Linked DNA regions of Mus musculus: region 1 is linked to region 2. A link is a loop called in an ENCODE intact Hi-C map of the cell type or tissue named here. Cell type or tissue: left cerebral cortex. All regions are shown on one strand. Links, peaks and the distances in the headings refer to the core of each region. The heading gives the core; the rest is flanking DNA.

Region 1 (11,017 bases), core at 2,085-10,084, 53 kb after region 2:
AACCAAACACACAAATGCACATATTTTATGATCTTATTTGTATGAAATATTCAGAATTGGGTAAATCCATAGAGATAGAAAGTAGATTAGTGATCTCTAGGGCCTAGAAGACAATTAGGAATGACTACAGATATAGTCTGCTAAGTGAGTTATTTTGTGGGGTGATTAATGTTCTGGGACTATACTGTTGAAGGTGGCAAAATCCTTGTGTCTATGAAGAGCACGGGACTGTGTATTCTGTAAGGATAAATCTTACAGTATGTGCAACGTATTTCATTTCAAAAACAAAACCCAAGCCAATACACAGACCTCCAGTGAACCTCCGCTTCACTTAACATGCCATCCTTTGGAACCCGTGAGACTCTCTACTCTAGTCTGTCCTTCCTTATCACTCCTCCCATCTCTCTCTCTCTGCTCCCCAGCCCCTCCCTGTTCTGGGCTTGCCTCTGCTCTCAGTCTTCACATTCCCTCTACCTTTTTCTGGGATTTTCTTCCCCACAAGCACTGCCTGCCTGACATCCTTACTTTATTCTGGAATCCTTCCACAGTCACATCTTTTCAGAAGCCTCTGCCTGGATGACAACGCCATCTTCTCTTGCCCCTGACCCAGCGTTATTTTGCTCCCTAGCACTGACTGCTACCTACCTCTGTATGATTTATTCATGAGGCCCCTTTTTGTCTCTCACTGGGACATCGACTTTATGAAGGATCAGGCTTCCTTTGTGTCTTTTGTACTGCTCTGTCCTATCTTATAGAATCCGTGAGATGTGACGCACGTGCAGTATTTATTTGTTGGGTGAAAATACTTGTCAACACAAAATAAAAGTTAAAAAAAATGCTATCATTCATATTCATTAGAACACAGTGTGCCTACCTAAAAAGGATCCTAGAGAGAAAGAAGTAAGATCTGAGAGGCCGTGGGAGCATTAGGTGATCCAAGGCCTCACGCATCAGGACGAAATAGTAAGACTCCGAACATTAGAGGAGCTCTGAGGCTAAAGTGTTCTTAGATGGGCCAGGATAAAAATTTAACTATCTTAGAAAGTCTGAAAGAAAAAGAGGCTAAGGAATCAAAAAATTGAGGGGACAGGGACACACACATCACACACACACACAGACACCACATACACACACATACAACACACATACATACACCACACACACACACACACAAGAAGGTGCTGGTTTATGCAAAATATCTGGTAGGAATGTAGAAAAATAGTTTTTAAAAAATCCTTCCAGGAACTGAGATCATGGGTTAGGTGGGAACAAGAACCCAGAGCCAGTGAAGAGGCAGGAATCTTGGAGATTTACCCAAATAGTGGCCTCAGCTGACACAGCTCAGGAATGAAAAGGGCAACGTTTAGATGGAGCCTGGAGTCTTTCTTCCCCCACCACCATATTAAGAAACTGATAGCCAGGCAAGGGTAATGGTTCAGTTAATTAGGTGCTTGAGGCGCAACCCTGATGACCTGAATTCCACTCCCAGCAACACAGAAAATGCCTGGCATGGTAATACGTGCTTTTATTCCCAGCATTGGAGAAGTAGAGACAGACAGATCCCTGAGGCTCGCTTGCCAGCCAGCCTAGCTCAGTTGGTGAGCCCCAGATTCCAGTAGAAGACCCTGCTTCAAAACACAGAGTGGACAGACAGCTCCTGAAGAACAACTGACCTCTGGCCCCCATGCATATCTGCACACATGGACGCTCACGTGACACGTGGATGCTCACGTCACCCCACACACAAACTGCTGGGAGTAATCCCAACACTCCTCCTTTTACAAACACCCCAGTTTCATGTGGGTGGCACCCTGGGAGGGTGTGTAGTGACCTAAGACCATGGAACAATGTTAATAACAAAGTGAGGTTTCCAGCTGTCCTGTGGAGTGCGACTTACTAGCGAGGACACTGGTTCAGGCAGTCTACATTCAAAGCAAAACACAATAAAGGAGCCAAGAGTCATAGTCAAATGCGCTTGCTAGGATCTATTGAGATCTTTCAGTGCTGTAGACAGAGTGTCAGGTACTTTCTACATTCAAAAATTACACACACACACACACACACACACACACACACACACACACACACACCAGCAAGCACTGTTTTATTATGAACCTATGGAAAATTAAACACATGGGACAGCAAAGAATCATCTATTGTCTTCACTTGGGAAACAAATAGCGCCAAGCTGGGAGAGTTTCACAATGCCATTCCTAACTTTGGGGCAAGAAATGATGTTTTAACCAAAGAAGGACAAGGTGCTCATGGTCCCACCCTTAAGTCCGGGTATCTCAAACCTGCGGGACTTGAAAGAATACTGCTCTCAATTACCCTGGTCCTCCCTAGGGATAGAAGTAGCCTGGAGTAAAATAAAAGAACAGCTGGGAATGAGAGAGTCTGTTCTTTTTAGACTATAGCTTTCCCTTCCACTTCTGACAGAGCAAAGCAAACCAAAGAAGCAACAAACACAGCTCAAAAAGCCTTGGCCAACCGGCTACATTTTCACAATCTGCCCACACCTTAAACAAACGCGAAACATTGTAACCAGCTATAGTCAGAACCTGAAAGAGAAAAGCCTCAACCCGCAATCTACCTCTCTTGCTGACTATGGTTCCTGGTAAGATCCGGCATGCTATCAGAAGCTGACCAAGTTTTTAAAAGGCCTTTTTCAGAATAGGATATTTTTCTGGCAAACACCCAGCCCACAGATCAGGAGAAGTATATTATTAAGAGGCAATCAACACTGAAGGGTTTGAAGCCTAGAAATTATACTGATACATAGGCAACAGGCAATAGTGATCAGAATTCACTGTGAGTCCTTTAGATCTTTTTAAAAAGCCATTTAGCTGTTCATGGTCATAATTATGATGCTGGGTCAGGGTACCAACTCTCTTATTGGCCGAAGCAGCAGACTCAGAAGAATAAAAGAATCCTAGGGGGCAGGACATCTGCCGCAGAGAGTGCACTTTCACTCTCATGGGTCCATAGGAAACTCATGAATGGAGGCTCTGACCTGGAACCAACTAACTCTACACTTAAAGTGGAAGCCCAGGGCAGACTGAAAGGTTCAGTCAATTCATCATTTTTATGGGTTGTATACACAGAAAGGTGTCCATTCTGTTTGAAACAATAGGACCCGGAATTAAAATGAGTGTTCTCAGACACTGTGCAGGGCAAAGTTTCAGCGTGCCAACCTCCTCACGGGCCAGACTTTGAAATCCAATAATTTCACTTCAGTGGTTCTTGTAAATATCCCACTTTGATACGGAACAATAATTGTAAGGGTAAGAGTCACCTTTTAACTGATGCTCACAACGAGCCCAAGTCCTACAGCACTTCACAAATGGCACAGGCTACTGTGCTAAGCAGTACTCTTTCCACTTTCCAGATAAAGAAACTGAACCTCAAGGAGATGGGGGAGCCTGTCACAGTCACACAGCTAAGAAAGAGAATGAAGCAAACTTGTGCCCCCAATGAATTTATGCTAATTTAAGTTCTTCAGTAGCAAACAATGAGCCCCAATTTGCAATCCATCTATTCCTCCATCTCTCTCCTCCTCCGCTAGTCAGGGTACCACATGATGAACTCTGGCCCTTCATCCGGTCATCAAATACATCCTGAGCTCTCACCTTAATACTTCTTTCTACCTTTTGACTATTCTACATCCTATGTGCTAAGAATCCATTAATTACCCTACCCTACAGAGGTAAAATTCTAAGGTAGGGGGAAAGATGATAAACAGAAGAAAGAAGAAATACAGCAATGATACAAAGGTAAGGGATGAGGAAAATGGTAGAGGGACAAGACAGATACCAAGTGCAAAGCTACACAAAAACACAATTTTGAGGGTTGCAAAAGCATAACACTAGAGCAAAGGCTCTGAGAGGAAGCAGTGTTATGTGTCGCAACTAGGCTACAGGGCGCCATTTGCTAATCCAACACTAACGCAGGTGTTTCCTTTAAGGTATTTTGGAGATGTAGTTAACATTACTGTGGGGGTTAAATATATCTATATATCTTGACTCTAAGTAGTGACAATCCTCAAACATGTGAGTAGGACTCAAGAAATCGGTGGAAAGGCTTAATGACAGAATCTAAGCCAGGGCTTCCCTGTAGAAGAAGAAATCCCACCTCACGAGTCCAACATCAGCTCTTACCTTAGAGCAGGAGTTCTCAACCTGTGGGTCATGAGCCCAACATCCCTTTCACAGGGTCGCACATCCTGCATATCAGATATTTCCATTATGATCCATAACAGTAGCAAAATTACAGTTATAAAGTAACAATGGAAACAACTTTGTGTTTGGGGGTCACCATAACAAGAGGAACTGTAATTAAGGGGTCACAGCAATAGGGCATTAAAAACCACAGCATTAGGCCATTGAAAACCACTAACTTAGAGTTTCTGGCTCATGTGCCTGCCCTACAGATTTCAGACCCTCCAGTCCCAACAATTGTATACGACACTTCCATGAAACAAATCACCTAGTATGTTTTTCAATTATATATGTATACTATCATACATGTACATGTAAAGTTACTATATATATGCATATATATTATATGCAACTATACATGCATGCCATGTACCAAATATACATATGCATGTGTATAAATATATATATATATATATGTGTGTGTGTGTGTGTGTGTATGTGTGTGTATATATACATATGCATACATACACATATATACATATACACATATACATATATATATTTATATTGATATGTGTGTATACATATTTCTTACTGGCTTTGTTTCGGTGGGGAATTCCCACTGATGCGTGAAGTACTTAGCACAAGGGACATAAAAGCAAAAGCACACTGTATTAAACCTTAAGATGCCAACAGAGAGCTGTGACCGAGTCAGATGTGACTCACACAGGCACTGATATCTGACTTGTCTTCTCCAAGATCTTCAGGCCCTTCCTAGATTCTCTAGCTTCACTCACCACCCTTAAATCATGATAAACATGTTTTGTTTTGTGACAATGTTTCTCTATGTAGCGCTGGCTGTCCTGGAACTCACTCTATACACTAGGCTGCCCTTGAACTCATAGAGATCTGCTTGGCTCTGCCTCTGCTGGGATTAAAGGCAGGCACGATAACCACCTCGCTATCATCAATATTTCAACTTTTTAATGTTTTTATCATGTGTGGGTTTCTGCCAGTGAGTACAGTGGCCAGAGGGACCAGCAGAGGATAATGATCTCCTGTAGCTGGAGCTACAAGTTGGACCTCAATCAGTCCTCTACAAGAGCAACAGGTGCTCTTAACCACTGAGTCATCTCTCCAACATTTATATCTTAACTAGCATTTCTAGTTAATCTGACCTCTTATTACACAGTCCACATTATTTTTGTTTTAACCATCATCATATCATTATTAGCATCTCAATTTTAGGGTGTTTATGGAGAAGGAGCGTGTCCTTTTGAGTTGCTTTCACAAAACTATCAAGTACGGAGAGGAAGCATAGTGACTCACAGAGACTCCAGAATCAACAAACTAGGACATGCATCTTAAGCCCCCGACCCACCCATTTCCTCAACAGTGTCTTTTTATAAAGAAATGTATGCCCACTTTGAGTCACCTTTTTTGAATTTTTTAAAGTATGCTAGGCAAGTACTCTACCACTGAGCCCACCGCACTCACCCTTTAGCCCATTTCAATCTGAACTGGATGGGAATTGTAGTTCCTTAGAAATTACACCACACGCGCGCGCGCGCGCACACACACACACACACACACTTTCAGTTTTCCCTAAGTAGTATCTTCAAGACACATTAGTAGTAATAGGTTTTAAAAGATTAGAAAAAAAGGATTCCAGGCCAACACTAACAAAATCCTTAAAAACACCTGGTAAAGAAAGCACGCATACGTTTGCAGAATAAATTATCTGACAACTTATCTATAGTATTTTTATTTTTCACTAAAATGTCCGTGGTTTAAAGGGGGTGGGTGAAAGAAAAGAAAAGAAATGGTCACTAAACCACTATAACTCAGGATTGCTGGCCTGTCTCACTGATGATCTCTGACAAGTCCAAGGACTCGGCTGAATGACAAGAACAACAGCCAACCACCTGTAAGAGGACTGCCTGAAGGCGGAGCCAACGCCTCTCCCAGAAAGCAAGGTCTGTGCACACCAGAAAACGGGACAGATGCCGCCCTGTTATGGCTTGCTGTCCCCCTCTCCTCCCAGAAAAATACAAGCTAGTCCCAGTGACCTCCCAAAAAGACCCTAAATCCAGTAGTCAGCAAGGTTACTAACACTCCGGAAGTCCTTCGCAGGAAGTAAGGCTGCGCGGGCGGGGACACGATGCATCCTGGGAGATGTAGTCCACACTTGTGGCGCGCAGACGCAGTGGTAATGCAAGGTAGGCGTGCAGAACCCTGTGCGAGTTTAGTTTTCATTAATGATGTACTTTAAAAGGTATCAAAAAAAAGTCAGGTACTGGGGCCTAACGGCCTCGTTTCATATCACAGGGACAATCTATGAGTTCCTGCTAGACAGGAAGACTCGGTTTAGGAAGACAGTCCCTATCTAGTGGATCTGAAATAGATTGAGATAGCCCCCAAGTGGACAGTGAGGAGAAACCACATCTGTGCTATCAACAAACAGGTTGTTAAATCCAGGGAGGCAAGCCTTCCAAGGAGAGAAGTCCCACATCAGTCCCACTCTCTTTGAAATATAAGACTGCTATTGAAAATGTGTGTGTGTGTGTGTGTGTGTGTGTGTGTGTGTGTGTGTGTGTGTGTGTGTGTGCGCGCGCGCGCGCGCGCCAAAATCAAGATTAAAAAAGGTACCATCTGGAAGCTTAAACAGCAGAATGTTAAGATTAAGTTTTGGATCAAGAGATTACATTTCTGTTTCATGCATTTCATTATTTGGAAGGATAAAGAATCCCTTTTAGGTAGACTATGTCAAATGTAAAGCAAAGCATGTAGAATACATATTTTATACACCGGATATTTTCTACCATGTTATTTGAACATAATTTAAATTCATTCTCTCTCTCTCTCTCTCTCTCTCTCTCCTTCTTCTCCTTCTTCTTCTTCTTCTCCTCCTCCTCCTCCTCCTTCTTCTTCTTCTTCTCTCCTCCTCCTCCTCCTCCTCCTCCTCCTCCTCCTCCTCCTCCTCCTCCTCCTCCTCCTCCTTCTTCTTCTTCCCTCCTTTTTTTCTAATGGAACAACTCAGGAAAAAAAATTCTTTACAACGTGAATTCTAATTGTTGATAGCACTTGAACTATTAAGGATTTGTTAATATTATGTTTGTACTCTATGAGTTTGCTTAACTTGTTCTTTATTTCTTGTGTATTTTTTATAGATCCTTTAGGATTTTTTTCTTAATATGGACAACCTCGTCATCTTCAAATATAGTCTTTTTTATTTTTTCCAGCATGTGTGTTTTATATACTTTATTGCCTTGTTGCAATAGTTGGGACAGAAATGAGGGCAGTCACTACTGGCTTCTTCCTCGGATATAAAGAGAGAGCCGTTCAGTCTTTCCCAGAGGACTGGGTATTGACTATGGATTTGTTGTTATTGTTTCTCTGTTGTTATTGTATCTCTTTTACAGATATCCTAGGGGTTTTTTTGTTGTTTTTTTGTTTTTTGGTCTATTTTTAGGTTTCTGAAAGTTCTGAAAGTTACCGTCTAAGCTTGGTCAAATTCTTTTACTTGAAATGGTGGTGTGCTTTTGGGGTTGTTTTTGTGGTTGGTAGTGTTGATGTTGATTGACACACTTAGTTATATTGCTTGGTTTTTCAGAGTTCAAACAGGTCTTTCATCCCTAGGTTGAACACGGGGTAATGTTATTCCCATAAAATAAGTTAGAAGATACTTCCTCCTCTTTTCGTTCCTGTAGTTGTTTATGTACAATTTGTATCATTCTGTCTCCTGTTGATGCCATGGTTCTTTTCATGTATCAGTTTTGCTAGACTCACAGGACCCAGATATTTGGTCAAATGTTATAAATGTTTCTACTGAAGGTTTTTTTTGTTTTGTTTTGTTTTGTTTTGTTTTGTTTTGTTTTGTTTTGAGTCCTTTTGGTCTGTTTTTCTGCAGAAGTCTAATCTGTTATCTAAGCTTGGGGATTACTTTTTGTGACAGGGTCTCTTAATTTAGTTCTGGGCGATCTGGAACTCAGTAAGTAGATCAGGCTGTTCTCAAACTCGCAAAGATATACCTGCCTCTGTCTTCTGAGTGCTGGAATTAAAGACATGTGTCACCATGGCCTGGCCTAAAGTTTGAAGCTTTTAAGGTGGAAGATTTTCATCTACTACGTGGTCAGGTTTTTGTTTATTTAGTTTTTGTTTGATTGTTTATTTGTTTTGATTTTGAGGGTTTTGTTTTGTTTTGTTTGTTTTGTTTCTTTGGTCAACTGAACACAAGCCAACCTTGAGTCAACCTGGGAACAGGGAACCTCAATTGAGAGTACGCCTCTATCAGATTGTCCTCTAGGCAAGGTTGATGGGCATCATATTGATGGGTGATCAGAATGCGGAGGCAGCCCTACTGTGTGATCCTGGGCAAGCTGAGCAAGCCATGAAGAGCAAGCCAGTTAGCTGCACTCCTCCCTGGTTCTGTCCTGACTTCCCTCAATGATTCACTGAGACCAGGAAGCCAAACAAAACCTTTTGTGCCCAAGTTGGTTTTCTTTAGTGTTAAGGCCTAGGTAAATTATTAAGGCCTGGATGGAATGTGGAAGCCCAGGTAGAATGCTAAGGCCTAAATAACTGTTACCTGGCCTGGCTCACCTACCATTCTAAGGAAAGGTTCTCATATGTTTCTGCTTTTACTAGGAAACTTTCTAATGTCAAGTTGATTACGTATTCTGTTATGTTCTGTGCCCTTAAAAACCAATTGTGATAGAAATTATTAGAATTGTGTTGTGTAGTTACCTACCATAAGCTTGGACACAAACTAAGCATCCAGCAGCACTTTCTGCACTTGTGTATAAGCTTTTATGGTATTTGCCTTTATAAGCTGTCCCTGAGATGGACCCCAGCATATGAGAAACATCTGCACCAATATAAGAAAGTACTTGAAATAAATCTTCCATTTTGAGGAGTGGTAAAGTTCAAGTTCCCAAGATCTCCCTGAGAACTGACAGGCTACACAGCAGAAGGAGACATGTATGTGGATAACTGACATCCAGTTGGCAAGTTAAAAGATGAATGTTACACAAAACAAGTCCCATCCTGGTTGACAAGTTAAAACATGAATATTTGACAAGGCAAGTCCCCTGCCACAGTTGAATACCCCAACCAATGGGAGCAGGATAAATGAACAACAAAGACACGTCCCTAACGAAATCCCCAACCCTAAAGCTTCATTGGTGAAATAACTTGGCACAGATATTTTTAGGTCTCAGGCTTAACTCGGGGTCACAGTTCAGCCCCTGAGACTGAGTCATGTTCCTGGTCGATCAGCCAATGAACCACTGCTAGTTGACTGAGATCGGAGTCTAGGTGGTTTGTGCGACAATCCCCAGAACCCCACAGTTAGTGTTTCTCCACATTAATTAGGATACTGTAGTGGCTATTCCTGATTGTCAACTTGACTATATCTGGAATGAATTACAATCCAGAATTGGAAGGCTCACCAGTGACCCTAAATCTGGAGGCTGGGAGATAGAAGTTTCTTATCTGGATCTTGGTATGGAGATCTTGAGGCATAGTAGCTATGGATTCCAGAAGATTAAGACAGGAAGATCTCTGAGTTCAAGGTCATCTGGGATTAAAGGTGTGGTGGAACACACCTTTAATCTGGGCTACACCTTCTCCTGCAGACCATATAAGGACATTGGAAGAAGGGAGTCTCGCTCTCGCTCCTTTGCCTGCTTGCCGTGTGGGACTGAGTAACTGCTAGATCCTTAGACTTCCATTCACAGCTACTACTGAACCATTGTTGGGAATTGGACTGCAGATTGTAAGTAATCAATAAATTCCTTTACTATATAGAGACTATCCATAAGTTCTGTGACTCTAGAGAACCCTGACTAATACAGATACATTCAAGACAGTTTCTTACTATTTACAGGAATAACAATATCATTTGTCCTTAAGCCAGCCTTGATGGTTTCTTGATGGTGGAATACATATATAATCCCAGTGACTGTGAAGTGGAGATTGGATGTTCAGTGTCATCCTTAGCTTCATTGCAAGTGCAATGCCACCTTGGGCTGCAGGAGACACTCTCTCTCAAAAAAAAAATTGTTCCAGAGGGCTGGAGAGATGGAGAGATGGCTCGGGCTCAGCAGTTAAGAGCACTGACTGCTCTCCCAGAGGTTCAGAGTTCAATTCCCAGCAACCACACGGTGGCTTATAACCCCTCTGTAATGGGATCTGATGCCCACTTCTGGTGTGTCTGAAGACAGCTACAGTGTATTCATATACATGAAAGAAAGGAAGGAAGGAAGGAAGGAAGGAAGGAAGGAAGGAAGGAAGGAAGAAAGAAAGAAAGAAAGAAAGAAAGAAAGAAAGAAAGAAAGAAAGAAAGAAAGAAAGAAAGAAAGAAAGAAAGAAAGAAGTTTGTACAGGTGCCAACAAGATGACTTGGTCAGTAAGGGCACTCGTCACTAAACATGGTGACATGAGTTCAATCCCAGAAGTCTGTATGGTGGAGGGAAAGAACTGACTCTTCCAAGTTTTCTACTGAGTGCAGTCTGCAAATCACAGCATGCTCATTCACACATGCATGCACACACATGCACAGAAACAAAATAAATAAATAAATACATAAATACATAAATAAATGCTTTAAAAATCAAAGTGTCCATTCTGTCCATTTGTCTGTCCTATAAAATGTATGGGTACGAAGTGTTGCTGTCTTCCCTTATCAATCTGCTCATGTCTTTACATTCTGTAAACGCCCCATCGTTCACTCCTGACATTGATTCGCCCACCCCCTACCCCACCAGTCATGATAAAATCTTATAGAATGCACTGATTTCTTCAATGAGTCAGTTGTCATTGAGCTGATGTTCCTCATTTTCTTTCTATTACTGTTCTCT
Region 2 (11,017 bases), core at 1,651-9,650:
GAATTAAGGTTCCAAAGGGGGAAGTTAGTAAAGAATGAATAATAGAGATAAAAGTCAATGCCAAGGTTCGGGGTATAGCTGAATGGTAGAGCACTTGCTTAGCACACTCCAGGCTATGGGTTCAATTCAGGGCATATACATGTGTGCTTGTGGGTGCAAGTGTGTGTGTGTGTGTGTGTGTGTGTGTGTGTGTGTGTGTGTGTGTGTGTGTGTGTGTTTTGTGTGTGTGTGTTTTGTGCATGGATGTAGTGAATTCTAGGCTTCTGAGCCCATTCACCTTTCTCTATACAAAACCCTGTACATGGCTAGTTGTCTACAAATCCTTGATAAATGAATATGTTTGTGGATCACGACATTTAACTATTATTCACTTCAAGTAATGGTATAGGATTCCTGGGTCCCCAGAGGAACTCGAAGTTCTGAGGGAAGGCCTCAGCTGGTCCCAGTATGTCAGGACCTTCCCAGAGCGCCAACACATGGGTTTCCCTCTGTTTGGGTAGAATAAGGCTTACTAGATTTTACTAGATTTGATGCGAATCACATTTTTTTTAAAGGATTTATTTATTATTATACATAAGTATACTGTAGCTGTCTTCAGACACACCAGAAGAGGGCATCAGATCCTATTACAGATGGTTGTGAGCCACCATGTGGTTGCTGGGATTTGAACTCAGGACCTTCAGAAGAGCAGTCAGTGCTCTTACTCACTGAGCCATCTCGCCAGCCCCCGAATCACATTTTTTTACAAGTTGACCAGGAGTTCTGACTGGAAGCCACAGGTATCCAAGTACTGAAAAGAAATCACATGAAGGCTTCCTACGTGAACAGTTTGTCTCAGGGACTGTCCTAAGATGAATCCTGTAAGGTGTAAAATCAACTTAAAGGGCTACCTGACAGTCAAGGGCTAGCCATCATAGGCCTACTGCTCGCTCTGAATTCACACAGAGCCTGGGAAATCTTCACCACATGGCCACAGTTTGGGTGGTAGCTGCCTGGGGCTTGCATTTTTCTGGGTCATTGTTTTCCTTGGCATTTTATTTGAAAATAATGGCTTCATGTTTAAATCTGGTACCTATACATAATTTATTATTCCTTTGGGGCTAAGTCAAAGCTTGATCAAACCTCCTTAGCTACAATCTCCACTGGCTAACACCCCCACTCAACTCAGCCCCATTATACATTAAGCTGATATTCTTAACTAAATATTAATCCATGCAAACCAAAGAGCAGTACAGGAGTAGGGCAGACAGAGGTAGAAAGTCCTGCTCACCTCTCCCCCTGTCCAGGAAGGAGTATGGAGTGCCATACATATGAATAGCATTGGCTTTACTGTTAATACTTCCTGTTACTTCACAGCAATGTATTTGTTCACATATCATATATTACAAATCTATACTATTGATGTTCATTCTCGCTTATAATGTCGTATTATTTTACTCACATAGTGTTGCGCACTCGTCAGTGAATCCAAGTCAACCAAGTCCCTTTAATGACAGCGCAATGGACTGCAGAATAGAACTAAGTCCCTTTAATGACAGCGCAATGGACTGCAGAATAGAACTAAGTCCCTTTAATGACAGCGCAATGGACTGCAGAATAGAACTAAGCCATACCCATAACAGCAATAACTTAATGAGTCTGACACGACGGTGAAGAAAATTCAGACCAAAGAATAGTGACACCTGTGTGTTGCATTATAAAAAGGGGAAACATATTGTCCCTCATACTCAGGTCCTAGCCTATAATACACACACACCCCTATGTACACAGCTATAAGTGTGGGTGTCCTATGCTATTTAGAAAAGAGACCAAGAAAGAGTACTATTAGGTGATGGGGAAAGACAGACTGCAAAGGGAACCATGAGGCATGAAGGAGAACATAAAGCTAATGTTTTTCTAGGTTTTAATGTTAGTGGTAGGTGTAACTATGTAACGATTAACGAAATGCAAGCCCCCCAGGTGATGTTTGTGGACTTCAGAGGGGCCCTTTCCAACCACAGAGAGGTTCAGAGAAATCACAGAGACGGGGATTGGGCAAGTGTTTGTCTGAATGGCCGCCTCTCTCTACCTTTATGATGTCTTTATGGGTAAGTTCATTACAATAAAGAATTTAATGTATAAATAAATTGGAAAAACATGCATCCAAGTCAGTTATCCCCACATCATTTGGTCTTCATGGATACCAGTCAACTGTTCTCCTAGCAGGCCAAAAAAAAGAGAAAAAAATTCACATAATATTTCACTGCTAAACATTTTTGATACTTTACATATAATAGTTATCCAAATGTGTAATTCTTTGCCATGATTTGTGTACCCTCAGAGGCACTGTCCTGTCCTGTTGTGATTCCTCACTTTTATTTTAAAGACAAGCTCTCAGCCTGTATCTAAACTTGAACTCACAATCCTCCTGCCTCAGCCTCAATGGGATAAAAAGTATGTACCGGGACACTCACCTCTCTAATATTCGCTTTAACAGTAATCTAACAGAACTTAGAAAGTCAATACATGACACATTTGTGGGTTACTATAATTTACACAATGTTCTTCCACACACAGTATCACAATTGTTCCCCCAAAGCAGCCCGGTAAGTAGAATACACTATTCCCTTTCTTAGACCAACCCCCAGAGGTAATTACTGGATTTATTTTTGGTTGTTGTCAGCTCACAGCTAGAATGCAACTTCTGTAGAACTTGAAGAGGCTATCTGTCCTTCACGGTTCTAGTTGGGTTCACAGAGCCTGCCACTGTGTCTGGTAGTTCATGGCCCACAAATATTTGTCAAATATATAAATAAGTTCTCCAGATTGCGCTAAGGCCTGTTTGGCAGGAGGCAGATAAGGGATCTGCAATAAAATTCCCGGTGTAGTTCAGTAGTCTATTTGCCATTAAAAAAGGGGGTGGGGTGGGGGGAAAGCTGGAAAAGAGGATCCAGATTTTACCGAATAAAGCTGAGATTAAAAGAGTGGTGCACTTGGATATGTGAGGAAATCAATGTGCGTCAAGGGACTATCCAAAGTTTCAAGTCTTCCACTCTTAGATTTAAACAGCTTTCACTCGCTCTGGTATATTAAATATTTACTTAATAAAGTATTTCAGGAGCCCATAGTTCCTAGAGCCTTCAGGACTTCATGTCAATTTCTCTTTTGCCTCAATTTGCTTCCAATTTGATTACAAGTCCTCTTTTTTTGTTTCATGAAGATGCCATTTTTACAGGTTAAGTCATTCTGAAACACGTGCAACTCTTCCTAACTTTTGCAGGTCAAGGGGGGGAAAAAAGACCACTCATTGAGAATGAAATATGTAAGTGTTTAATTTTAAGAAGCAGTAACAAATCATAACAGGCAAGATCTCTTGGATCTAAGCACAAGACAAAATCTAACTTCTTACGCAACAAGCTAGGCTATAAATTATAATCATTCACCAATCACAGTGACGTTCCGGACTTTGCCCCATCAATCAATAGATGCTCCAACGTTACCCCTTAGAGATGCCAACTCAAGCCTGAAATATTCCATTTGCTTGAAGCTGCCTTAGAAAAGCCAAATGCCAAGCTTTTATTGGTTTCTATTTTTGTGACACACGCCACCCCACCCCCCAAAAAAGAATGAGAGTTGAGAAAAATCAGAGACTCCTGCACTTGGGCGAGTGATTAAGTTAAACAGGGCAACCTCTAGGGCTCTGCCCTAACCAAGCAGTGTGCATCTGTCTACCATGCAATCAACCACCTTCTAAAAACAGTAGGCTAAACAAACGGGTCCCTGCACCTGCCCTTAAGCACCTTAAGTGCAGGCTGCTAACTTCAAATGTTACTTGCAGTCAGTCGATATAAAAAAAAACAAAAACAAAAACAAAAACAACCAACAAACAAAACTAATAAATGACTTCAGGCATGACAACAAGCTCCCAAGCTCCCGTGATTCCTGAAAATGCACAACAGGAAATGTAACTGTCCTCCACCCTCAGGAGCCATTCATCAAGAGCAGCCCGGAGTCCCAGCCACAGGGAGGCGAGTGGCAGAAAGCTAACCCCAGGACTACTTTGCCTCCCTGGTACAGACACAACCAAGGAAGGACAAGGAGTGCCCACGCGGGAGGGAGGAGGGGACAAGAAACATGTCCCCCAAGTTTCAAACACACTGGGCTTAAGGACCTGCAAACCCGCTCGCAAACGAGTGACAAGGTGGCCTGCCAATCCCAGGGGTCTTATTTACATCCGACCACCAAGGATCTCGCCTCCACCGACTGATCCGGGCGTCTCACCTGGGGCCCGAGCACAGTCCTGGCTCGCGGCGGAGGCTACTAGCCTCCTTCCCTTCCCTGCTCCTAAGGGGCGAGGGACTGAGGGTGGCAAACGGTCCGAGAGCCGGGGCCCAGCGGACAGCGTCCGGGGAGCCGGGGCCCTGAGCTCTCGCGAAGGCTTCCCGGGCCGCTCAGGGGAGCCGGCCCCCAAGGCCGAGCGACAGGGACTAGCTGGGCACCGCGATTGGCCGCGGCCCGCATCGCTCGCCCAGAGAGCCGGGCCGGCGGGGCGGAGAGGAAGTGGTGGCTGCCGCTCTGCACCAACCATGTTCGGCCGGCGGGCGAATGTCACCCGGCGCCCGGAGCGGGTCGGAGGGCACAGGGCGGGCACTCATTCCCACCACGTCCCGGAGACCCCAAGCGTTCGTCAGCCTCACCCCCAACCCCATGCTAGCCCGCCGGGCGCCGCTCGGTCCCCGGAGGTTCCCCGCCCCCACACCTCGCCCGTTCCGTAGCCAAGGCGGGTCGGGGCCCAGCGCGCCAGGCCGGCCCCGGGGGCGCCCGCGGGGACCCGGAGGCACTCGCAGCTAGGCCGCGCCGGGGTGGGTGACCCCTGAGCGCGGAGCCCTCCGGGGACGCGCCTCCGAGGCGCCTCACGCGCTGGGACAAGTGCAGTGACAAAGCCCGGAGGCCAGGCCAGACGCTGGCCGGCGGGGAGGAGGACGCGACGTTCCTGGCGTGTGGCGGCGGCCCAGTCCCCAGGAAGCCGGGCGCGCCGGCCAGGCCCGCGCCCAGCCGCGCGCGGAGCCCGCCCGGCCCGAGTGTCCACTGGCACCAGACGCCGGTCACCCGACCCCAAGCCCCGCGGGCGAGCGCATCCTGGGACCGCCTTAGGGCAGCCTTCAAGTTTACAGTGGTCACTGCCCGGGCACGGGCATCTAGGGACCGCGGGTGCCAGTCTATTTACACCAGAGACCGCCGGGAAAGAAGGGCCGCTGGGCACCGAGAAGAACCCGGTTCCCTTCCTCGGACCTGGTGGCGACAGTGTCTGTAAACACTCATACACATACAACACACACACACACACACACACACCAATTTTATTTTAAATGAGGCCGGACTCCAACGGACCTGTACCCACAACACACGACACCTGGAGCGCAGAATCACACAGAGCAGATCTGTGTCCATGGAGCCACCTCTTCTCATCTGCAAATCCAAAAGTGAAATTAAACCTTCACTAACCTCCTCCTCCTCCCTCTCTACCTCCTCCTCTTTGCAGCCTCAGCAGCCCCAGTACCAGCGGCAACAGCAGCAGACCCCTGCTTCCCCTAAAATCAGATGATCCATAACTGCGCCGACTCTTCCTCCAAAAATCGGTATTAATATTTATGAACCCCGGCATTTTTCCGTCTGCAAAACATCGTGTCAAAGCATCAGGACGCACATACATACATAGCTCCTCCTGTCCCCGTCAACATGCCCTCGAGAGAAAACACACGCACAGCCACAACTATTATTTGAAAAAAAAAAATGTTACCTCTCAATGTGCTTTTTTTTTTCCACGCTACCAATACAATCCCGCAAGGTGTGAGTGTTGTTAGGGTGTGTAAAATGGAAATGAAAGCCCGTCAGTTGAATAATCGCAGGAGCAAAACTAAAAGTTAGTCCCCGGCTTGCCTGAGAACAGTCCAGATCGAAAGCAAAACAAGGAGAGGAAACTGCGAGGAGCCGAGGCTGGAAATCCCCCCCACCCCCGCCCTCTCCCGGCCCCGCTCCCTCCCTCGCTCCCCCTCCGCCCTCCTCCCTCCCCGCCCTTCCTCCCCAGTGTTTGTTTCAAGCTTGTGCAACCCGGAGGTGGAGGCAGAGGGAGGGCTCCAGCCGCCAGCCTGGAGGTGCGGAAGTTCGCCGCCGCTGTTCATTGGCGGCCGGCACGGCTTTCATCATTTCTCGGAAAAGTCAATTTCATTTTCACTTCCCCACGTCGCGGCTGCGGGGAGCAACAAGCGGCAGCGCGTGTGAGCGTGGGGATCGCGCCGAAGGGCGCGCGCTTTTCACCGGGGCCACGCTGGGACTGTGGGGCACCAGAAGTGGTGGACGGGGCGCTGGCTTGGGAGCTGGCCACCAGCTGGTGGTGGCCGTAGGGAAGGAAGGAGATGACCTGACTCTACATCCTACCTGAAGGGTGGAGATGGACCAGAGAGAGCCCCGGAAGCCTGGGGACCCTTCCCGACCTGTGGCTTAAGTGCTCAGAACCGCTGTGCACAGGCTGCATATACAAACTCATCTTGGAAAGTCGCCCGCTGCAAAGGAATGTAAGGAACGAAGTCAGCTGAAAAGACGGCATTACTTGTGCCCCTACTTTATTGGATCTCCTACTGGGGAACGGGGGGGGGGGGGGGGTTTGAGGGGGGTTGAAGGGCCAGCCTGGCACTCAGTGTGGAAGCTAGGATGGTTAGGAAGGCCTTCCCCTAGAAAGTCACTCTCCAAAGTTACTTCATGTCTTTGCCATAACCGGTCCAGTTCCTGCAAAATGCAAGGGTTTGAGTTACATGAACTTAAACTGTCTTGATTGGGACTGAACCTGGAGGGAACGCTGCCTGTTAACTCCTAAATTTGGCTGTCCTTATTGGTTGAACATCCTTGGCTGCTGTCCTCTGTGCTGTTCCGTGGAGACAATACTGAATGCAAGAAGAGGGCCCAGTACCTATGACAGGTGCAGCGGCCTATGGGCTCTACTAGGCCAGCTCGCTTGGAACCTCTTGCTGTTTGGTCACTTAACTTTAAAAGTATTCCCTTACATTTAGTTACACCTGCTTCTTGCCTGGCTTACAGTTTCCTCAGCCCACCACCTGCCTTCTCTAACCACTGGGGAAAGCATCCCACCCTAGGAGACTGTCACTATCTATGTGTAAACATCTGAAAAATAATTCTACCTCCTCTTTGCCATAGAATTAGTGGATTCCACAGACAGGGATAAAGGAAAGTATGCATGCCCTTGTAGAAGGAGAGCAGTGAGATTAAGGACCCTGTCTTGTGGCCTCAAAATAGATCCTTCCTGCACAGTGTCCTTTATTTCTCCCATAATAACACTGCACACTCCTTGCATTTATATTTCATATATCAGTAACCACAGGGATATACACACTGCATGGTAGTTGTATGTCTTTACCCACCAGGCACCTAAGTTAAAAGCCTAATAACCACAGGTCATTATTTTCTGGCTTTGTGTGTGTATGGGTGAGTGTGGTACATGTGTGCATGTGTGCATGTGTACTCACGGAGGCCAGAGTGTCCTGCTCAGCCCTTCTCCACGGTGTTGATTGGAGACAGGGTTTCTCACTGAACCTAGAACTAGGCTGGTAGCCAGCCACTCCAGCAATCTTCATGTCTCTGCCAGCCACAGCACTGGAATGAGGTGGGCACAGAGCCAGACCTGGCTTTTCAAGAGTCTTGGGGATTTGAACTCAACTCCCCATTGCTTGCTCAGCAAGCCCCCTTCCCCCATCTCTGCGGCCCCTTTTGTTGTTGTTTTCTTTGCTGTTGCTGTTTTTTATTTTTGCTTGTTTGTTTGTGTGTCTGGGTTTTTTGTTTGTTTGTTTGTTTTGTTTTTTGTTTTTTTTCTAGACAGGATCATCTTAGGAAGTCTAGGTGAACCAGAATTGTTTTCCAAGCTGTCCGGGAACTAACAACGTTCCTGCCTTGGCTCTTGAATCCTGGAATTATGGGCCTGTGCTATCTCTGTTTATTTTAATCGGTGTGCAACCCATTGTCTTCTCTTCCCTAGAACAGGGAGAGGAAAGGCCTACATAAATAGCCCCTCCGGTCCCCATCCACACGCCTTCTTTCTGAGCTTCTTATCTCGGTTCAGCATCCTTCATGTGCAGGCCGAAGGAACGACAGAAACAATGAGGTCTGGTGGGGCCAACCGATGTCTCTTCCCTGCTATCTATGATAGGAGCTTCCTCAGAGATGAAAACTCAGGGGAGCCAGAGAGGACCATGTCCACAAATCTCTAAGAGGCATCCTAAGGCCCTGTATCCGTGAACAGAGGCTAGTCCTGGAAACCCCATTGCCAGGCACAGGGAGCATCCTGTCTCCGTGCTTTCCTGACGATTGGCTTCCCATTTGTGTCTTCACTAGATTCTCCATCAGGAAACAGTCCTGCCCGCTCTAAGTGCACCCCAATCTCACTGTTTCAGAAAGAGCAATGCCCTACTTATGTGTGGTCTTTAACCACACATAAAAAAGTTTTCTTGGACTGTTAATTTTTTTTTTCAGTTCTTGATTCCTTCTTTCCCACACGGTCTAGCAATCCATCCATCCAGTCCTATCAGTACACATCCAGTCACAATCAATCACAGCCTAGTTACAGGTCCATGCAACCCCCCAGGGTCTCCAGATGAGATGGATCATGGCAGTCCCTGAGCACCATGCCCAGTCACCTCCCTTGGGTTTGTCCACGTCAATAGACACATGGTTATCCAAATCAAGCAGACATTTTCTTCCCTTCAAGCCCAACTCGTGTCCTCTCTGCCCCTCAGAAGCTCATCTGGAGCTTACAGAATAGAGGCCATCTTGGTTATAAGGCACGTGAAATCAGTTTAATGTGGTAGCAGACTATCAGCTAGCCTCACGTGTTACCAGCTCAAGTGCCTATATCCCCACCCCCTTGCAAACCAACAGTCTTTTCCTTAATTTGCAGAATGTCACAGTCATTCTCACATCCCTTATTTGTCATTAGCCTGGGGCCCAGCACATAGAGGGTCAACTATTTTTGAATCCACAATTCCTTGCTCTTATCTCTGAGTTCGTACGGAATAGTCCAGACTTTCTCAGCGCATTTGTTTTATACTTCAATAGCATTTTAAAAGGTTGGTTGAGGGGCTGGAGAGATGGCTCAGTGGTTAAGAGCCCTGGCTGCTCTTCTAGAGGTCCTGAGTTCAATTCCCAGCAAACCACCTGGTGGCTCACAACCATCTATAGTGGGATCTGCTGCCCTCTGCTGGTATGTCTGAAGACAGCCACAGTGTAGTCACATATGTAAAAATAAATAAATAAATCCTTTAAAAAAAAAAAGGAAAAAAACGTTATTTTATTTTTATTTTGTGTGCATGCATGTTTTGCCTGTAGGCATGTGGATTCTGTGTGTGCCTGGAGGTCAAAAGAAGACGCAGATCTCCTGGAACTGAACTGTGGATGGCTGTGAGTTTCCATTTGGGTACTGGAACCTGAACCTGGGTCCTCTGCAAGAGTTGTACGTCCTCTTAACGGTTGAACCATTAGGCCAGATCCCATTAAGAACATTTTAATACAAATGTAACATTAGATGGAAGTCAGAAAACATAGAGAAGTTGAAAGAAAATAAGAGTTGTTGGGCGTAGTAGCAAGCATCTGCAATCCCAGCATTTGCCAGGCTGAGGAAGTCTGAGTTCAAGGCAAGCCTGAGCTACATAGGGAAACCTTGTTTAAAAAGAAACAAGGTTGAAGATGTAGCTCAATTGGTAGTATTTTCTTAAAGTAAGCAAAGACAGGAATCTGTCTTATTTACATCCACCATGTACATAACTGTATACACACACACACACACATACACACACACACACACACACACATACGGAGGTGGAGTCCCGCAATTTTATCCTCAGAAATAGACCTATGGATATTTCTATGTGCTTCCCATTCGTAATCTTTCGAATGTGCCATTTCCCATCCTTGTCTGCTCATGGTTTCCTGGTGCAGTCTGCACTTCCCATCCCCCGCTGGGCTTCTGTGACATCGTTCTGTCCCGTTCTGTTCCGCTTCTTGGCTGGCTCTTCTTTTGCTGCCAGCCTCCTAAATTATGGTGTTTCCAGGCACCCCGTCTCCAACCCTCTTATTTTCTCATTTTATATGTTTGGGTTTTTTTTTTTTTTTCTCTTTGGGCGCTCTCATCCACGCCCAGAGCCTGAGATATCACTACAGATGGTCCTGAACTTAACAATCATTTACTTACAATTTTCCAATTATGCAATGGTACAAAAGCAACAAGGACTCAGTAGAAAGCATACGGCAAATTCTGAATGTGGGTCTTTTCCTGGACTAGCACTAAGCAGTATAATACTTTGTTGCCATGTTGGGCAATGGCAGACCTTTTCATCTCCCATTCAACCACAGGGCCACCCTGTGAAACAACCCACACACTGCAATGTCCCAGTTGCTACACTCTTTCTCTAAACTAGGTATGTCAATAGCATTTTAGGATACAGTGCTTCCACTGGTAAATGTGTTTATGGGGGTCAGGCACCTTACAAGTTGAGAAGCATCCATATTTGGTGATGATTTCAAAATAAACTCTGAGCTACTGACATATATCACTTCCTAGATGCCAGTGAGATTCATATATATTCCAAATTCAGGTCAATACTCACACTAGGAAAACACAGACCATCTCAAGCCCAGGCTGCCTTGAAGTCAGGATCCTCCTCGCTTGGCCTTACAAATTCTGGGATTACACTCTTAAAGTACTCATAACATCTTTCCCTACAAACGCATATTGGTCATGTCATCAGGAGCCAGGAATCTGGGAAACATCACAGCACCGCCCCCTCACCAAACACACACACAACTAGTTTGAGCCCCTGGGGCTCCCTTAGACATAGGTACTGTTTGCAATTTTCCAGGCCCTTGAGCTCATAAAACGTAGGATGAATAGGACCGTGTTCTTACGCCCTTGATGAAATGTCACTGTAGATCAGAGATATAAATATGACTCAGAACATCCACATGGTACTGATCC

The links. A loop is a pair of places that touch in the nucleus more often than their neighbours do. Peaks named below come from ENCODE experiments on the same cell type or tissue, not always from the same donor. Only the 100,000 strongest peaks of a DNase experiment are listed, where the experiment ranks them.
Region 1: a loop joins it to region 2, with 4 times the contacts of the local background. A loop is called at or near these places in 18 of 42 quality-filtered maps.

What each region holds. Positions count from the first base shown.
Region 1 is chr8:46,682,298-46,693,314 of GRCm38, reverse strand. No RefSeq gene overlaps it. Among named protein-coding and RNA genes, the nearest start is that of Gm31111, 8.8 kb to the right of the region's middle. In left cerebral cortex, for the core only: a CTCF peak has its summit at 6,559; DNase peaks (open chromatin) are centred at 2,474, 6,105 and 6,327; H3K4me3 peaks cover 881 bases; H3K27ac peaks cover 772 bases.
Region 2 is chr8:46,734,699-46,745,715 of GRCm38, reverse strand. Irf2 (interferon regulatory factor 2) reads right to left here and starts at 5,971. Exons shown (of 9, transcript NM_008391.4): 1 at 5,780-5,971. It overlaps Gm16675 (predicted gene, 16675), which reads left to right and starts at 6,201. Exons shown (of 3, transcript NR_045750.1): 1 at 6,201-6,554; 2 at 9,373-9,444. In left cerebral cortex, for the core only: CTCF peaks have their summits at 4,006, 4,577, 6,145 and 9,235 (motif pointing left); DNase peaks (open chromatin) are centred at 6,148, 6,467, 6,902, 7,628 and 6 more places; H3K4me3 peaks cover 3,648 bases; H3K27ac peaks cover 3,030 bases.